Regions from separate parts of the Homo sapiens genome. Here region 1 is linked to region 2. The links are chromatin loops, found by intact Hi-C in ENCODE. Cell type or tissue: A673. All regions are shown on one strand. Links, peaks and the distances in the headings refer to the core of each region. The heading gives the core; the rest is flanking DNA.

Region 1 (9,255 bases), core at 501-8,500, 900 kb before region 2:
TCAGTGAACAGCCACACTAACAGGAAAACTCCCCACAAATTCAATCTGCTTGACACCAAAACATTTGCATTAAAGAGAAAAAATATCACCGGATCTTCCAAATGATTGTCTTTATGGTGCTGAAAATCAAGATGTGCAATTTGCAGATCTGGAGCACAGTGACTGAATTTTTTTCCTTTTACATCAGACCATTTGGCACTTTTTTGGGGGGAGATGGGAAATACTCCAATGTTATGGTATTTGGAGGTGGAATCTTTGCTAGGTAATTAGGTAATGAGGGTGGAGTCCTCATGAATGGGACCAGTACCCTTATAAGAAGAGGCTGGAGGCTAGCAAGCTCTTTCCACAAGAGAAGGTGGCAGTTTGCCACCGGGAAGAGTGGCCTCATCCGAACCCAACCGTGCTGGCACTGTGGTCTCTCATGTCTGACCTCCAGAATGAGAAATCAGTGTTTGCTGTTTATAAGCCACCCGGTCTACGGTACTTTGTTCTAGCAGTCAAACTAAGGCTGAATTTCAAAGTTTTAGCTCTTATGTTTATATTTTTGTCCATTTGAGTTAATTTTTGAATATGTTATAAGGGTCCAATGTCACTCTTCTGCATGTGGCTATCCAGATCCCCCATCACCACTCTGAAAAGGCTGTCCTTTCCCCATTGAATGGCCTTGGCATCCTTTCTGAAAATTACTTGACCATATATTTGAGGGTTTATCTCTGGACTCTCTGTTCTATTCCACTGGTCTATATATTTGTCTATATCCCAGCACCACACTACAAAACTTACTACAGCTTTGTAGTAAGTCTTGAAATCAGGAATTGTGAGACCTTTAACTTTTCAAATCTTTTTTTTTTTTTTTGAGATTATTGTGGATATTTAGGGTCCCTTGAGATAATATATAAACGTTAGGATGGATTATTTTTCCTATTTCTGCAAAAAGCCTCATTGGGATTTCAAAAGCGATTACACTGAAGTCTGTACACTGCTTTTAGTAGTACTAACATCTTAAAAATAGTTAAGTCTTCCAATTCATGAATACAAGATATCTTTCCATTTATTTGTATTTTCTTCCATTTCTTTCAGCAATGCTTTCTATTGCTCAGTGCACAAGTCTTTCACCTCCTTGGGTAAGTATATTTCTAAGTATTCTCTTTTTTTGATGCTATTGAAAATGGAATTTTCTTAATTTCCTTACCGAATTGTTCATTGTACATGAAAATAAATGCAATTGATTTTTGCATGTTGATTCTGTATCCTGCTAACTTTGCCAAATTCATTAGTTCTGACACTTTTTGGGTTATTTTTAAAATAGAATCTTTAGAGTTTTTACACATAAGGTCATGTCATCTTCTAACAGATACTTTTACTTCTTCCTTTCCACTTGGAATGTCTTTTATTTCTTTTTCTTGCCTAATTGCTCTGGCTAGAATGTCTAATTAATACTATGTTGAACAGAAGTAGTGAAAGCAGGCATCCTTGTCTTGTTCCCGGTCTTACAGGAAAAGCTTTCAGTCTTTTACCATTAAGTATGATGTAAGCTGTGGGCTTTTCATAGATAGCCTTTATGATGTTGAAGTAGCTTCCTTCCATCCTACTTTGTTGAGGGTTTCTATCATGAAAGTATGTTGAATTTCATCAAACACTGATGGCAGTGGTGGCCCATCTGGAGCAGCTGCTGTGAAGATGCTGGCTGCAGCAGGGGAGGCATGGCCAGGGCTGTGTGCTCCACGGAGCCGGTGAGAGCCAGGAACAGGTGGGAGCCCTGCCCTCTTCTGAGTTGGTAGGGCAGGAGCCCTGCCCTCCTGGGTGCAGCTGCAGTCACAAAGCTGCAGCTGCGGACCCAGGGCATCCCTGTGCTCTCAGGGTCCTAGCGAAGTCCCCTGCCCCTGCAGGCTCAGAAGTGCCTGCTCCTGCTACCTGGCTTCTCCCCGCTCCTGCTGCCTGCTCCAATTTTGGAGCAAAGCTGAGGCTGAGCCTGGGCACTGTCACAATTTGGCCAGGTGTGTCACAATTTGGCCAGGTGTGTCACAATTTGGGGCAGCGCTGATATGCCAGCCCCCTGCCACCTCAGCCCCCTCCGGACTTTGGGTGCTGACGAGCATCAGTGGGAGGCTGAGGCAGGGGTGGGCTGAGGGTGGGTTGGTGTGGGCCTGCAGGTGCCCCTTGACACCAACAGCCTGGGCACCGTGTACATGACTGATGGCAGCAGGAGGCAGACAGGCTCCTGGGCAAAAAGGGGCAGGTCCCTGCTGAAGCCCCACCTTCAAGCCAGGAATGGCCTAAAGCATGGGGGCCAAGCTGTCAGTTCTGAGTGGAGTCCACAGACCAGAGTAAGAACTTAGGATGCTTTTTCTGGGCCTGCCTGTGGCCGTCCATGGACCAATCAGCATGCACTTCCTCCCTTTTGAGCTCATTAAAAATCCTGGATTCAGTTTGACTTGAACAGACATCGGATCAACCTGCCTGTGGATAGGAGCTACTCACTGCAGGTCTCCTCTCCACTGACGGCTAGACACTTATTGGCATGACCTGCCTGAGGAAAGGAGCTACCCATTGACAGACAGACATTGGGATGACCTGTCTGGGGAAAGGAGCTACCCTCTATGGGTCTCCTCTCTGCTCTGAGCTGGACAGACGTCAGGATGACCTGCCTACAGAAAGGAGCTACCCATTGACAGACAGACATTGGGATGACCTGTCTGGGGAAAGGAGCTACCCACTGTGGGTCTCCTCTCTGATCTGAGCTGGACAGACAGACATCAGGATGACCTGCCTACAGAAAGGAGCTATCCAGTCTGGGTCTCCTGAGAGCTGTTCTGTTGCTCAATGAAGCTTCTCTCCAACTTCTCACCCACCAGTTGTCCATGTACCTCATTCTTCTTGGATGTGGGACAAGAACTTGTGACTGGCCGAATGGTGGGACTAAAAGAGCTGTAACATAAACAGGGCTGAAACATGCCCCTCCACTCACCACACTGTGGGGGACAAGAAGGAAAGAAGAGCTGTGACCCTTAGGGCAGCCCAGACCTAGGGTTCTCCTGGCCAGGGCTGTGACACCATCTTTGGGACTCTGCAGTTCCTGGTGTCTCCAAGCTTCCGGGTACCATCACATTCCCCTCATCCAGACGCAAGTGCCTGCAGTGGATGCTGCATGCAGTGTATCTGGTCCAGCTGCAGCCTTGCACAGAGCAAGCACCTGTGCCAGTACCTGGAGCTGCCTGCCCTGCTGCAGCAACCAGCGCACCTGGCTGTGCACAGTGGCTGGACCTTGCACTCACTTGCTCACACACCCCTCACCATTCTGTGCCTGGCTTGCCCTTGGCAGGTGTGGGATCTGGGCCAGTAACGTGAGCTGAGCGCAGCCTGCCAGGGGAAGTGGGCAGGATGAGCCCAGTGGGCATGAGCAATACTCAGGCAGAAGGCACCACCAGCCACAAAGGTTTCTGACTGGCGAAGTGACACCCTAAGGATCCTGTGACAATACTATTTCTGCATCAACTGAGATGATTGTGGGACAAGAACTTGGGACCTGCTGAATGAAGTTTGGGACCCCCAACTTCATTCTGTTAATGTAGTGTATGACACTGACTGAATTTCATGTATGGAACCATCCTTGCCTTCTGGGAATAAATCCCCCACTTGTTGATGATGTATAATCCTTTTACTTTTTTAAATTTAATTTTTATTTAGTATTATTATTATTTTTGAGACAGAGTCTCGCTCTGTCTTCCAGGCTGGAGTACAGTGGCACGATCTCAGGTCACTGCAACCTCCGCCTCCCGGGGTCAAGTGATTCTCCTGCCTCAGCCTCCCGAGTAGTTGGGATTGCAGGTGCGTGCCCCCATGCCTGGTTAATTTTCGTATTTTTAGTAGTGACAGGTTTCACCATGTTGGCCAGGCTGGTCTCGAACTCCTGACCTCAAGTAATCTGCCTCCCTTAGCCTCCCAAAGTGCTGGGATTACAGGTGTGAGTCACTGTGCGCAGCCAGTATAACCCTTTTAATATACTGCTGAATTTAGTTTGCTAGTATTTTGTTGAGGACTTTTGCATCAATATTTATAAGAAATATTAGTCTATGGTTATCTTTTTCTGCTGTGTCTTTGTCTGGCTTTGGTATCAGGAATGCTGGCCTCATCTCATAATGAGTTAGGAAGTGTTCCCACCTCTTGAAATTTCTAGAAGTTTAAGAAGGATTGATGTCAATTCTTTAAATGTTTGGTAGAATTCACCACTGAAGCCATGTGGTCCAGGTTGGAGATTTTAGACCATTGGTTCAATCTCCTTACTAGCTATAGATCTATTAAGATTTTCTATTTCTTCATGATTCAGTCTTGGTAGGCTGTTTCTAATATCTTTTCATTTCATCTAGGTTATCCAATTGGTTTGCATACAATTGTTCGTAGCACTATTTTATAATCCTTTTCATTTCTGTATTTATTGGATCATTTTTCTTCCAACCAGTACATCTCATATTATTAAAGGACAGTCGTCTGCAGCCATGACTTACTGAGGGTTCCCTTGTGCTGCACCATGGGCTGTCGCCTGCTGCCATGCGTCCACGTGTGCAAGGCCACACCACGCCCGAACCCTGCTGGGCTTATGCTCTCAGCTACACTCTCCTTTCCACACACACACAGAGGACCCCAGGAATGATCAGATGTGGGGACTGGAAACAACCAGGGAGAGCACTGAACACAGTGTTTTCCACCATGTGCTTTGCAGCCTCTTAGAGAGCTGGAAAATCCATTTAAGTGGGTCACAGCCAGCATTCCAAAAACTGAAACAGAACAGAAATGATCTGAGCACACTGTAAGTATTGTTTTGTAAAACCTCTGCCTTAATTGCATTATAGGAGGCTTTTGTGTTGTGATATAAAATGTATTTCTTACTGTTCTTCATGGCAAGATACAGATTGAAGGCCTCCGAATGAAGCCAGTTATCCCTCATTTTAGATGGGGGGAAACTGAGGACAGAGGGCATATTCCTCTCTAGGCACCTCGGTCAGTCTGCGGTAAAGCAAGACTACTGCTGGGTATTCTGATTCTACCCAAGGGCTAACCTCCCAGTGAATGAATGTATTTTATGGCCTCAAATAGTTGGAAATCTATTTTTCCCCTGTTCCACAGTGAGAATTTCAAAGAAGAGGTGAAATTGATCTTTGGATATTCAGCAACACCTTTGCCTTCTGATAAAATCAATTTTCCCTGTTTTCTCCCTTTTTTCATGCAGCCTCTCCACCATCCTGATATTTTATCACTACCGTCCTTTCCACTCTAGATGGCAGTCACAGCCTGGATGTGAGGCCAGTACCCCTGGCTGTCAGAGACTGCACCTCCCCCTTTCTTCCTCCTGGGGAATCCATCATCAGACTTCTCAGATTCAAGATCCCCCAACTCTGCTCAATCTAGGGCACGTCCCTTAAGAGAAAAGACAAATCATCTAGGAAGGTCTGCTGGAAGAAAAGGAAGGGAATCCTTTCTATTTCTGGGACAATGCAATGGGCTAGCGGGGAAAAGCAATATGAGGTGCCTCTCCCAGCTTGGTGCTGGGGTTAGTGAGCAATCGGACTTCAAGAGGAATCAGCCTGGGAATGAGAAAGTTCCAGGCAGCAGGAAAATGTGGAACCACACAAGATCCAGGCAGGCATCATCCTGATTTCAGCACCAGTTGCCTCGTCTCACATGTGAGAAGAAGTCAGAGCTCAGAGGGGATTTTCTGTGACCTTCACCCAAGGTCACAGAGCTGCTGGGGCTTTGCCAAGAGCCAGACCCCAGCCTGGTGAGCCTCCCCAACAGGGGCCACCCAGAGTTATGATCATTAAGATAATTTTTAATCTTCTTCTCTTTTTTTTTTTCAGAACAAACCACACCAACTTTCAAGGACTAAGCAAAAAATAAACCAACAGATTTTACTATTAGATTATTAATGCTAATACCTTATATATTTAAAAGATTACTATAAATTTGTTGATAAAAATGTTCATACATTTTATTTAAAATTATTATTTTAGCCACCATAGAAACCATGTTCAAATGAATTACTCTGGGAGTCTATAGATGCCCAGAACATTACTGCCTTTAGCATCAGTTTACATGATCAGAGGATGTTTTGTAATTGCAAAGGTAATACATGAATACATTCTTACCATAAAAGTTTTACTGCACAGATCAGTGTTCCTTTGTCCTTACTTCCTTCCCAGGCACAGCTGTCAGTTTGCTGTGGGTCCTTCCTGACCTTTCTCTACAGATCAGTTTGTAACTCGGACGTCAGTCTCACTAATTGAGTCGTGCTTGCCTTTGCACCAAAATTGTATCATTTGGTTTGATCACCCATATAATGAACAAGACTTAACTCTAAATGGATTTTGGCTGGTACCAAAAATCAAATCTATCCCCAAGAGCAAAACTATTTGCTCTTTGCAAAGGAAGATTTGCCATTGTGGAGAAGCTTTTAAAAAATTTCCCTTGATTAAAAAAACAAACAAACAAATAAAAACAACCCAGTCAGGTGCAGTGGCTCAGGCCTGTAATCCTAGCACTTTGGGAGGCTGAAGTGGGAAGATCGTTTGAGGCAAGGAGTTCAAGACCAGCCTGGGCAACACAGTGAGATCTTGTCTCTACAAAAAATTTAAAAATTAGCCAGGCATGGTTGCGCGTGCCTATAGTCACAGCTACGCAGGAGGCTGAGGCAGGGGGATCAGTTGAGCCTAAATGTTCGAGGCTGCAGTGAGTTATGATCATGCCACTATACTCCAGCCTGCGCAACAAAGTGAGATCTTGTCACTTAAAAATAACCCCAAAACCTGAAGGTAATTCCCAAACATTCTGAGCAGTGCCAACATCAGTAGAAGGACTATTTGAGACACTGTCACTTTAAAGATAAGCATTGACTCTTCCAAAGCTCTGCCCACTGTGGTTCAGGTGGGAATCTGCGTGCAGCTGGGGTCCAGCATCCTTATGCAGTTTCTGCCGGGCCGCTTGGCCTCCTGTTTCCCTTAATTGAAGGGAGATGTTCTCATTTTGAGGTGATGTGAAATTGTCTATCCTCTAATGCTTCAATTAGACATAGCAAAGGGCAAAACCTTTCAAATGACCACCTGGGCAGCCTGATAATTGGAAGTCCTTGCTCACTCAGACAGACATGCTGCGGCCAACCCGCCGGACCCTAAGCTCTTGGAAATGCAGTTTCCGTGAAATGCAGTAACGGAGAGCTGTCACTGGACAACCGACAAACACACACATCTGGTCTGTGGTGCAGCAGGGTCTGCCTTGCCTGCAGGGAAACGGTCCCCTGCGGTTCATCCCCACAATGATGCCAGAGGAAGCCTGTGGCTCTTTTCTTTAGTCTGGAGTGTCAGAGGCAGACCGAGTACAACTGCATCAGTAAGCCCTTTAGTCCACTCCTTCAAGCCTTACTGAAAATCATTCCTTTCCATCGTTTTCCACATGCTTTTCTAAACGTATGAGGTGGGCAGGAGTGAGAGCAGCAGGGCACAGCGAGCCAGCGCTCCAGCCGCAGTGGGAATGAACAGTGTGGCGCTGAAACCCCTGCTCCCTGTGCCCTCCGAGGGATCCCAGGACACTGCCTGTGGGTTTCTCAAACACCCCTGAGCCTGGGGCCCACCTCAGAGCCTCTATCTGCAGGGGAGGGTAGAGGGACACTGCCCAGGTAGAGAAAGGCACTCGTCACATATGGCACACCCAGAGGTCCCCTCACTGTGAGTTCTGAGCCCCAGCACAGCGGGCTCCTGGCTGTCAGACACCTGCCCAGGACCGTCTGCCCTCTGGCCACCGCTGCTCCCAAGGCCAGCAGAGAGGCTGCTGGTGCAGGGCCGAGCCTCAGAGAGCGGGGAGCCCATGGCCACCTCTGTCCCTCTGGCTATAAGCTTTAGTCACAGAGGAGGGCCTTGCCTGGGGAGATGACTGGACAGCAGTGGCCACGAGTGACCATGTCAGGCTGGGCACAGGACACGCACAGCACTGTTGACCCAGACACGTGTCTCAACTCCTAACCAGGCAGGAACAGTATTTACTTCCACAAGGACCTTCTCACCCATTTTTCTGGGAACCAGTGGCCCTCTCAGTCTATCTTGGTCTTCAGCCTTGCAATAGAAGCCTGAGTGCAGAAGAAAATTTTCTCTGAAAAACAACCCCCACGTGCAAACCCACAGATGGCAATGCTGCTGCCCGGCACTGAAGGGTCCCCAGCGAGAGACAGGTGACAGCCCGGGCAGCACAGGCCCACTCCATGGCAGCCACCTCACAGCCCCAGCCTCAGGGTGTGGCCCCATAGGCTGCTTTTTCAAGAGAAGATGGAAACTCCAATTTTCATGTGAAATCTCACAATTTTTATTTTTTATTTTTTTATTTTTGAGATGGCGTCTCCCTCTGTCGGCCAGGCTGGAGTGCAATGGCGTGATCTCAGCTCACTGCAACCTCTGCCTCCAGATTCTCTTGCTTCAGCCTCCCAAGTAGCTGGGATTACAGGCACGTGCCACCACACCTGGCTAACTTTTGTATTTTTGAGTAGAGACAAGGTTTCACCATGTTGGCTGGGCTGGTCTCAAACTCCTGACCTCAAGTGATCTGCCCACCTCGGCCTCCCAAAGTGCTGAGATTATAGGCGTGAGCCACCGCACCCAGCCCCAATTTTTAAAAGCTAGATCAACTTAGGTTCGAACACCCTGTGGGGCAAACCAGGTACACAGCCATGCTCTAGGCTAACTCTGTGGCTTCTGCAGAGAGGGACTTGTGGGGAGAGCTCACCCCATGTCAGGGCACTGTGGATCTGAGGAGCATGAGTTTCTGCATCAAGAGGGCTGACAGCCACCAAGTGCTTGTCCTCCTCCGCAACAGCCAGGGCCCCTCCCAGTGTCAACCCCAGGGAGCTGGAGGAGCCCAGCTGTGCTGGGTGGGGCCTGGCTGCTCCTCCTGGCTATGAAGAATGGGCACCTGGATTTTCACAATCGATTTAATCCCTGTAGGAGTTGATAATGAAGAGATGTGTGATGTGATTCCTTTTGTTAATTTTTTAAATTGAAATTGCTGTTTCTATAGGTCAAAATGGCTGAATGTTAACAATTTCATATGCTTCAATCTGGGTAAAGGTCCCTGTCCCTCTCCTGCCTCTCCCTCCATCCGCTGATGGCCAGACCCTTCTGCCTGCATGCCATCCCCTACCCCTGGGCTGTCCACACAGGCCAGGCTGGACCCTCTGGGCCAGGCTGCTGGCAGTCAGAAAAGGTCACCTGGGCTCCC
Region 2 (9,255 bases), core at 609-8,608:
AAAATTGGTAAGAATGGAAAGCGTTCAGTTTTTCACCATTGAGTATGACTTTAGCTGTGGGCATTTCATATATGACCTTGACTACCAAGGTTGAAGTAATTTCCCTGGAGTCCTAGTTCATTGATTGTTTTGCATTGGAAGGGAGTTGAGTTTTGTCAAGTGCTTGTTCTGCGTGAATTGACATATGATCTTTGTCCTTTTTCTGTTAAGGTGTTGTAGTGCATTTATTCATTTCCATATGTTGAACCATCCTCACATCCAGGGATGAATTGCTTTTGGTCATGGTATATGATCCTGTTAATGTACTGTTGAATTTGGGTTGCTAGTACAGGCACACCTCATTGTATTGCCCCTCACTTTATTGTGCTATTCACAGCTATTGTGCTTTTTCACAAACTGAAGTTTTGTGGCAATTCTGTGTCAAGAAAGTTCTATTGTGCCGTTTTTTTCAACACCATGTACTTACTTTGGGTCTCTGTGTCACATCTTGGTAATTCTCAAGATATTTCAAACTTTCCCATTATTATTATATGTTATGGTAATCTGTGATCAGTGATCTTTGATGTTACTTGTTGTAATTGGTTTGGAGCACCGCAAATTGCACCCATGTAAGATAAAGAACTTAACTGATAAATGTGTGTGTTCTGACTGCGCCACCAACCAGCCATTTGTTCTCCCTTTTCTTTCCCTCTCCTTGGGCCTCCCTATTTCCTGAGATACAACAATATTGAAATGAGGCCTATTAATAACCCTACAGTGGCCTCTAAGTGTTCAAGTGAAAGGAAGAGTCACAAGTCTCTCACTTTGAATCAAAAGCTAAAAATGATTAAGCTTATTGAGGAAGGCATTCAAAAGCTCAGATAGGCCCAAAACTAAGCCTCTTCTATCAAACAGCTAGCCAAGTTGTGAAGGCAAAGAAAAAGTTTTTGAAGGAAATTAAAAGTGCTACTCCAGGCCGGGCACGGTGGCTCATGCCTGTAATCCCAGCACTTTGGGAGGCCGAGGCGGGAGGATCATCTGAGGTCAGGATTTCAAGAACAGCCTGGCTAAAATGGCCGAACCGCATCTCTACTGAAAATACAAAAAAAATTAGCTGGGCGTGGTGGTGCATGCCTGCAGTCCCAGCTACTCAGGAGGCTGAGGTGGGAGAATCGATTGAACCCGGGAGGCAGAGGTTGCCATGATCCAAGATTGTGCCACTGCACTCCAGCCTGGGCAACAAAGTGAGACTCTGTCTCAAAAACAAAAACAAAAAAAGTGCTACTCCAGTGAACGCAAATGATAGCAAAACAGCCTCCTCATTGCTGATGTGGAGAGTTTAGTGGTCTGAATAGAAGAGCAAACCATCCACAACATTTTCTGAAGCAAAAGCCTACCCCAGAGCAAGGCTGTACCTCTTTTTCAATTCTGTGAAGTCTGAGACAGGTGAGGAAGCTGCAGAAGAAAAGCTGGAAGCTAGCAGAGGTAGGTTTATGAGATTTAAGAAAAAACAGCTGTCTTCATACCGTAAACATGCAGGGTAAAGCAGCAAGTACTGATATAGAAGCTGCAGCAAGTTATCCAGAAGATCCAGCTAATTGGTGAAGGCGGCTACACAAAACAACAGATTTTCGTCCCAGTGCTGTGGCTCACGCCTGTAATCCCAGCACTTTGGGAGGCCGAGGCGGGCGGATCACGAGGTCAGGAGATAGAGACCATCCTGGCTAACACAGTGAAACCCCGTCTCTACTAAAAATACAAAAAAATTAGCCCGGCGTGGTGGCGGACGCCTGTAGGCTAGTCCCAGCTACTCCGGAGGCTGAGGCAGGAGAATGGCGTGAACTTGGTAGGCGGAGCTTGCAGTGAGCCGAGATCGCGCCACTGCACTCCAGCCTGGGCGACAGAGCAAGATTCTGTCTCAAACAAAACAAAACAAAAAACAGATTTTCAATGTAGATGAAACATTCTTCTATCAGAAGAAGAGGCCATCTAGGACTTTCATAGCTAGAAAGCAGAAGTCAATGCCTAGCTTCAAAGCTTCAAAGGACAGGCTGGCTTACTTGTTAGGGGCTAATGCAGCTGGTGACTTTAAGCTGAAGCCAATATTTACCATTCCAGAAATTCCAGGGCCCTTAAGAATTATGCTAAATCTCCTCTTCCTGTGCTCTATCAGTGGAACATCAAAGCCTGAATGGCAGCACATTTGTTTGAGCATGACTCACTGAATATTTTAATCCCACTGTTGAGACCTACCGCTCAGAAAAAAAGATTCCTTTCAAAATACCACCAGTCATTGACAATACACCTGGTCCCAAGAGCTCTGATGGAAATGTGCAAGGAGATTAATGTTGTTTTCATGCCTGCTAATATAACATCCATTCTGCAGCCCATGGATCAAGGAGTAATCTCAGCTTTCAAGTCTTATTTCAGAAATACATTTCCTAAGGTTATAGCTGCCATAAATAGTGATTCCTCTGATGGATCTGGGCAAAGTAAATTGAAAACTTTCTGAAAAGGATTCTCCATTTTAGATGACACTAAGTATATTTTGATTCATGGGAGGAGGTCAAAATATCAACATTAAGATAAGTCAGTTCCAACGTTCATGGATGACTTTGAGCAGTTCAAGACTTCAGTGAAAGAGGTAACTGCAAGATGGAAATAGCAAAAGAACTAAATTTAACAGTGGACCCTAAAGATGTGAATAAATTGCTGCAATCTCATGATAAAACTTGAAGAGATCAGGAGTGGCTTCTTATGGATGAGCAAAGAAAGTGGTTTCTTGAGATGGAATCTACTCCTGGTGAAGGTGCTGTGTACATTGTTGAAATGACAACAAAGGATTTTGGGATATTCCATAAACTTAGTTGACAAAGCAGCGGCAGGGTTTCAGAGGATTGACTTCAATTTTGAAAGAATATAGGTATTTACTTTGTGGTTATCCTGGGACTTACATGAGACATCTTATACTTGTAATAATCTATTTTAAGCTGATAACAACTTACTCAATCATATACAAAAACCACTTTTACAACTCTACTTTTAAATTATTGATGTAGGGCCAGGTGCAGTGGCTCATGCCTGTAACCCCAGCACTTTTGGAGGCCAAGGTGGGAGGATGGCTTGAGCTCAGGAGTTCAAAACCAGCCTGGACAACATAGCAAGATCTCTCATCTTAAAAAAATTATTTTTAAAATTTTTATTTCAATGGTTTTTGGGGTACAGGTGGTTTTTGGTTACCTGGATAAGTTCTTCAGTGGTGATTTCTGAGATTTTAGTGTACCCATCACCCAAGCAGTCTATGTTATAATCAACATGTAGTGTTTTATTCCTCACCCCCTCCAAACCTCCCTGGCTAAGTCCTCAAAGTCCATTATATCATTCTTTTTTTTTTTTTTTACCCTGAGATGGAGTCTTGTTTTGTTGCCTAGGCTGGAGTGCAGTGGTGCAATCTTGGCTCACTGCAACCTCCACCTCCTGGGTGATTCTTGTGCCTCACCCTCCCTAGTAGGTGGGACTACAAGCACATGCCGCCACATCCAGCTAATTTTTGTATTTTTTTTTTTTTGTAGAGACAGGGTTTCACCATGTTGGCCAGGCTGGTCTCGAACTCCTGGCCTCAAGTGATCCACCCACCTTGACATCCCAAAGTGCTGGGGTTACAGGTGTGAGCCACTGTGCCTGGCCTGCTAAAGTCCATTATATCATTCTTATGCCTTTGAGCCCTCATAGCTTAGCTCCCACTTGTGAGAGGTACAATATTTGGTTTTCCATTTCTGAGTTACTTTACTTAGAATAATGGCCTCTGGCTCCATCCAAGTTGCTGCAAAAGACATTATTTCATTCCTTTTTATGGCTGAAGAGTAGTACTCCACGATGAATATACCACATTTTCTTTATCCACTCATTGGTTGATGGTCACTTAGGTTGGTTCTATATCTTTGCAATTGTGAATTGTGCTGCTATAAACGTGTGTGCATGTGTCTTTTTCATATAATGACTTATTTTCCTTTGGGTATATACCCTGTAGTGGGATTGCTGGATCAGATGGTGTTCTACTTTTTGTTCTTTAAGGAATCTCCGCACTGTTTCCCATAGTGGTTGTACTAATTTACATTCCCACCAGCAGTGTAGAAGTGTTCCCTTTTCACCACATTCACACCAACATCTATTGTTTTTTTGACTTTTTAATTATGATCGTTCTTGCAGGAGTAAGGTGATATCTCATTGCGGTCTTAACATCTCCCTGATGATTAGCGATGTTGAGCATTTTTTCATGTTCGTTGGCTGCTTGTATATCTTCTTTTGAGAATTGTCTATTTATGTTCTTTGCCACTTTGTAATGGGATTATTTTTTTCTTGCTCATTTGAGTTCCTTATAGATTCTGGATATTATTCCTTTGTCGGATGCATAGTTTGCAAATTTCTCCCACTCTGTGGGTTGTCTGCTTACTCTGCTGTTTGTTTTGCTGTGCAAAAGCTAAAAAAAAAATTATTGATGTCACAAATTACACCTTTACATAGTGCGTACCCATTAAGATATTTTAACATATTTTTATAGTTACAGTGTTTGTTTTGATTTTTAGAGATGGGGCTTCACTTTTTTGCCCAGGCTGGTCTTAAACTCCTGGCTTCAAGAAATCTTCCCCAAGTGCTGGGATGACATGTGTGGGTCACCGTGCCTGGCCAGTTACAGTTATTTTTATGCTTTGTCTTGTCAATTCTGGACCAGAATTAAAAGTGCACTACCATTATAGTCCTGAAGGATTCTGCATTTGTCTATATTTAGTTTGCCAGTGAGCCTCATATTTTCTTTTTCTTTTTGGGACAGAGTCTCGCTCTGTTGCCCAGGTTGGAGTGCAGTGGCATGATCTTGGCTCACTGCAACCGCCGCCTTCTGGGTTTGAGCAATTCTCCTGCCTCAGCCTCCCGCATAGCTGGGATTACAAGTGTGTGCCACCATGTCTGGCTAATTTGTTTTTTTGTATTTTTAGTAGAGATGGGGTTTCACCATATTGGTCAGGCTGGTCGCGAACTCCTGACCTCAGGTGATCCTCCCACCTCAGCCTCCCAAAGTGCTGGGGTTATAGGTGTAAGGCACTACACTCGGCCACTCCCAATCTTTGCATACTGGCTTTGTACAGGGCAGACCTTCACCAGCTAGCCCAGGTAGAGATTCTGAAACCTCTTAAATGTTTTTCCAAGTTCAACTTTTTAGGATTGTGTTATTTCCCAACTGAAGGTTGCTGGTTTTTCATCTTGTAATCTCTTGCTCCCTCTGGTGTCTGTCTTCAGAATTGCACGTTCCCTAGTGCTGCAGCTGCAAGTCGCCCCTTTGTTCTCAGTGGCTCTCTGGCAAAGCATGACAGCTTCCTATAAGCACCCCAAGTTAGATGAGATGGGCAACAGTCCCTTGGGCAGCACTACAAAAAGCTGCAATGCTGGCGTGTAAGTTCCATTCCTCCTGGGAGAGAAAATGCAAGTTGGGTGATTTCTCTTGGTGGTGTCCAGCCACACTGGCCTGTCTGTGGTACTACAGGCTCTGGTGGCACGGCAAACGATCCTCCAACTCTCCCGTGCTTTTAGCAGACTCCAGACATCCAAAGGATGCCAGTTCTGTCAGTATTCCAAGTCAGACAAGACGAAAGAGTCAGAATCTTGGTCACATGCTCCAACGTTCTCTACCTCTCTCCCCCTCACCGAGTCTGCCCCCTTCAACCCAGGGAAAAGCCAGGAGCTGGCGTACTCGCCATCATGCTGGGCTGTCATCCTGGGTGGAGTAAAGTGAAATGACTCTTCTTACTCATTTCAACGTGGCTGTTCTTAATTTTGCACTCACCTGGGGATACTGCAACTTAACTGGTTTCTGGTATCCTGGTCTATAAATTAAACTGGTGTCTCTGTGGGGTAATGAGGACTGGTACTTCCTATTTTGCCATCTTGCTGATGTCAACCCCCATTTCATATTTTAACCAAAAGGGAAACAGAAATAGGCCACAGAATCCAGCATGATTTACATATCAAAAGGAAACCTTTCCGGAGTGCTGGGAAGTAGTTGTATCCTTAAATATTACAAGCCCTTGTGTTACAGATGAGAGAGCCAAGGCACAGAGGTAACACAGTGAAATCGTACATCCCAAAGACTAGGGGTGAACAGTGACTAGTATGCAGCAGGCACTCGAAAATGATAACTATTTTTATTATTTCTTTTATAGTAAAATTATTCTAAAATGGGGAAACTATCCTGGATTATTGGGGTGGGCCCAATGCAATCACAGGGTCCTTTTATAACTGAGAGATTTGAAGATGCTAAGCTGCTGGCTTTGAAGATAGAAGGGCCCATGAGCCAAATAATATGGCAGCCTCTAGAAGCTGGAAACAGCAGAACACAAATTCTCCCTAAGGCCTTCCTCAGGAGCAGTGCCCTGCGATCACCCTGATTTTAGTCTCGTCAGACCCACTGTTGGATTTCTGACTCCTAGAACTCAGAAGTCAGAATTTAAAAGCAAATTTGTGGCTGGGCATAGTGGTGTAATGCCTGTAATCTCAGCACTTTGGGAGGACATGGCAGGAGGATTGCCTGAGCCCAGGAGTTTGAGACCAGCCTGGGCAACATGGCAAGACCTCGTCTCATTTTACTTAAAATACAGAATGAAAATTAATTAATTAGTTAATGAAAAAATTAAACTGGTGTGTTTTAAGTCACTAAGTTTGTGGTGATTTATTAGAGACAAACTAGGAAGCTAATAGAGAGTCTGAAATTAAAAAAAATACATTTAAGACAAAATTACTTAGGAAATAAAATTTTATTGTACAAAATTTACATTTGGTGCATATGATGAAAAGCATGGCAAAGAGACCCTTAATCTTTTTTCTTTGATATTTACTGTGAAAGTAATTTCCTAATACCAGATCATACAATTTTTTTGTATAGAATGTTTAACAGCTGTGTTGGTAGTAAGTGTTTTGGGTATAAGGTATAAAACAGAAATTAGATCAGAAAAGTGCAGGGGGAAGACCACTGCCAAAGAGTAATCTCCAAGAACTTGGTATTTTCCACCGTGAGGCAGATACTGTGGGGTCATCGCTCTGTAATTGAAGAACAAAATATTTTAATCTTTAAACTTTACCATCAAATCTCCTTTTAAAGTGAATTATAAAACTCTCCTTTTGTGTTCCTTTTGGTTGGCACTTTTATAGCCAGGTTTTATTGTTAAGGAAAAATAAAGTTTCTTTGTCTTCATGTCAACTGAAGATAAATTTCTTTAAGTTCCAAATTATAAAGATATGCCAGAAAGGCTGTAGATGAAGTTTATTAGGGAAAATCACATTCAAAAAGAATAGGGATTAAAAAAAAAATCAGCATTATGTGATTTGTATCAATTTGTTCTTGGCAAAAGCATGAATTAAAAAGCTAGTTACCCATCTTAGAAAGCAGCCTTATGCTCAGTGTTCTGTTATGCCTAAAGGCTAACTCACTTCCCTGGGTGTAATGCTCTCATTTCATAATAGAGAAAAATATCAACTGTAATACATATTCAATAGCTACAGTATTGCTCACATAGCAATACTTTTTACTTCCCTAAAAAAATTCCTGAATTCCACAGAAGGCTTGTTTATTATTGCAAGACTATGTCTGGCATAATTAATCTAACATGAATAGTAAGTACAATGAAGAACTAAGGATTTTCCTTTTTGGAAAGTCAGCTTTAATGAAAAAACTGTAAATAATAGGTTGGTTAACTGTCCTCTAATTTTCAAAAGTTCAGCTTAAACTAAATTTTATGTAAAGATATGTCTATATTTAATACAAACGTTCACTTACTTGGTCTACTTAGGTAGTATATAAAGTGCGAGTTAATGAATACAACCAGACAAAGAAGAGGCTTAAGCTATAATAGAACTTACAAGTGGTTTGAGTATCTGAAGCCACTCATTAAGATACTCAACAAGACCTAATGCATCTGGGATGTTGTCCCCTTCTGAAACAAATTTCAGCAGAACTGCCATTTGGATTTCTTTAGAACAGCTACAAGAAATAAAAATAAGAATCAGTATTCTTTCATAGGGTACAAGAGCTGACTCTAGTGTGTCTGTTTTTACAGCTACGATAACCTACCTGGTTTAGGAAAGGAAAAGACGCCACACCATAAGATCACTTATCATCTCCCTTCGCCCCACACAGAGTTTTCTACTTGTGAGAGCAGGCCCCTGTAACACCCACTGGGGAACACGCACAATCATGCCTCACCCCATGGCTGCATGAAAAACCAGCCTTTCTGTCCTTGGCTACAGCAGATAAGGTATGTTCTGACCTACTCCCCAAACCTACTTCAGAAGACAGTAATTTTCAGAAGCACCACAGCAGAGACTGAAAGAAAATAACACCTAGTTACTATCTAAAGCAGTGAGGGAAACTGTGGAAGAGAATGGAATCATTAAAGGAAATAAAAGTTCCTACTTCTTCCGAAAACGCTGAGTGGTTATTATGTGTTAAGCATTATCTGCAAATTTTATGACAATCCCTGTAATAATCCTGAAGAAGCTATAATTAGCTCCATTTTATAAGTGAATCAGTTTGGAATAACGGGAACAAAGACAGACACCAGGATTCAGATTCTAGCTCTTCAACTTACCAGATATGTTGGGCAAGTTACTTAACCAGGGGTGTTCCTCATCTATAAAAGGGGGATGATAATGGAACCTACTTCACAGGTTGTTGTGAGGCTGAAAGGAGGTAGTGGAGGCAAAATGCTTAAAACAGTGACCACACAGTAAATATGAAAGAAGTATTAGCTACTTTTATGAGGTAACAGGTTTAAAGAGATTGAATACAGGCTGGGCGCGCTGGCTCAAGCCTGTAATCCCAGCACTTTGGGAGGCCGAGGTGGGCAAATCATTTGAGGTCAGGAGTTCGAGACCAGCCTGGCCAACATGGTGAAACCCCGTCTCTACTAAAAATATAAAAATTAGCTGGGCATGGTGGCATGTGCCTGTAGGTACTCAGGAGGCTGAGGCAGGAGAACTGCGTGAGACAGAGCAAGACTCTGTCGCAAATGAAGAAAAAAAGATTTAATACATAGTTAACATGCCCAAAGTTCTATATCTAGTAAGGTCTCTATATCTAACTATATCTAGTTAGGTCTCTCTAACTCCAAAACATAGTCTCCTATCATACTATAAACGCCTCAAGCTAGTGATGAGATGGAGATACACCAAGGCAAAAAGTTTCCTGCTTGCCAATAAATGCAAAAATTACTCCTAACACCCTAAAAC

Evidence for each region. Peaks named below come from ENCODE experiments on the same cell type or tissue, not always from the same donor. Only the 100,000 strongest peaks of a DNase experiment are listed, where the experiment ranks them.
Region 1: a loop joins it to region 2, with 7 times the contacts of the local background. A loop is called at or near these places in 5 of 110 quality-filtered maps.

Annotation. Positions count from the first base shown.
Region 1 is chr18:13,626,375-13,635,629 of GRCh38, reverse strand. The region is part of intron 5 of LDLRAD4 (low density lipoprotein receptor class A domain containing 4); the gene reads right to left. Among named protein-coding and RNA genes, the nearest start is that of MIR4526, 20 kb to the right of the region's middle. RefSeq lists an enhancer at 9,015-9,255. In A673, for the core only: a CTCF peak has its summit at 5,267 (motif pointing right); a DNase peak (open chromatin) is centred at 5,309.
Region 2 is chr18:12,723,252-12,732,506 of GRCh38, reverse strand. It overlaps PSMG2 (proteasome assembly chaperone 2), which reads right to left. Exons shown (of 7, transcript NM_020232.5): 6 at 7,888-8,008; 7 at 6,767-7,068. The coding sequence ends at 6,976. Among named protein-coding and RNA genes, the nearest start is that of LINC01882, 22 kb to the left of the region's middle. RefSeq lists an enhancer at 9,219-9,255. In A673, for the core only: a CTCF peak has its summit at 5,278 (motif pointing left); a DNase peak (open chromatin) is centred at 5,266.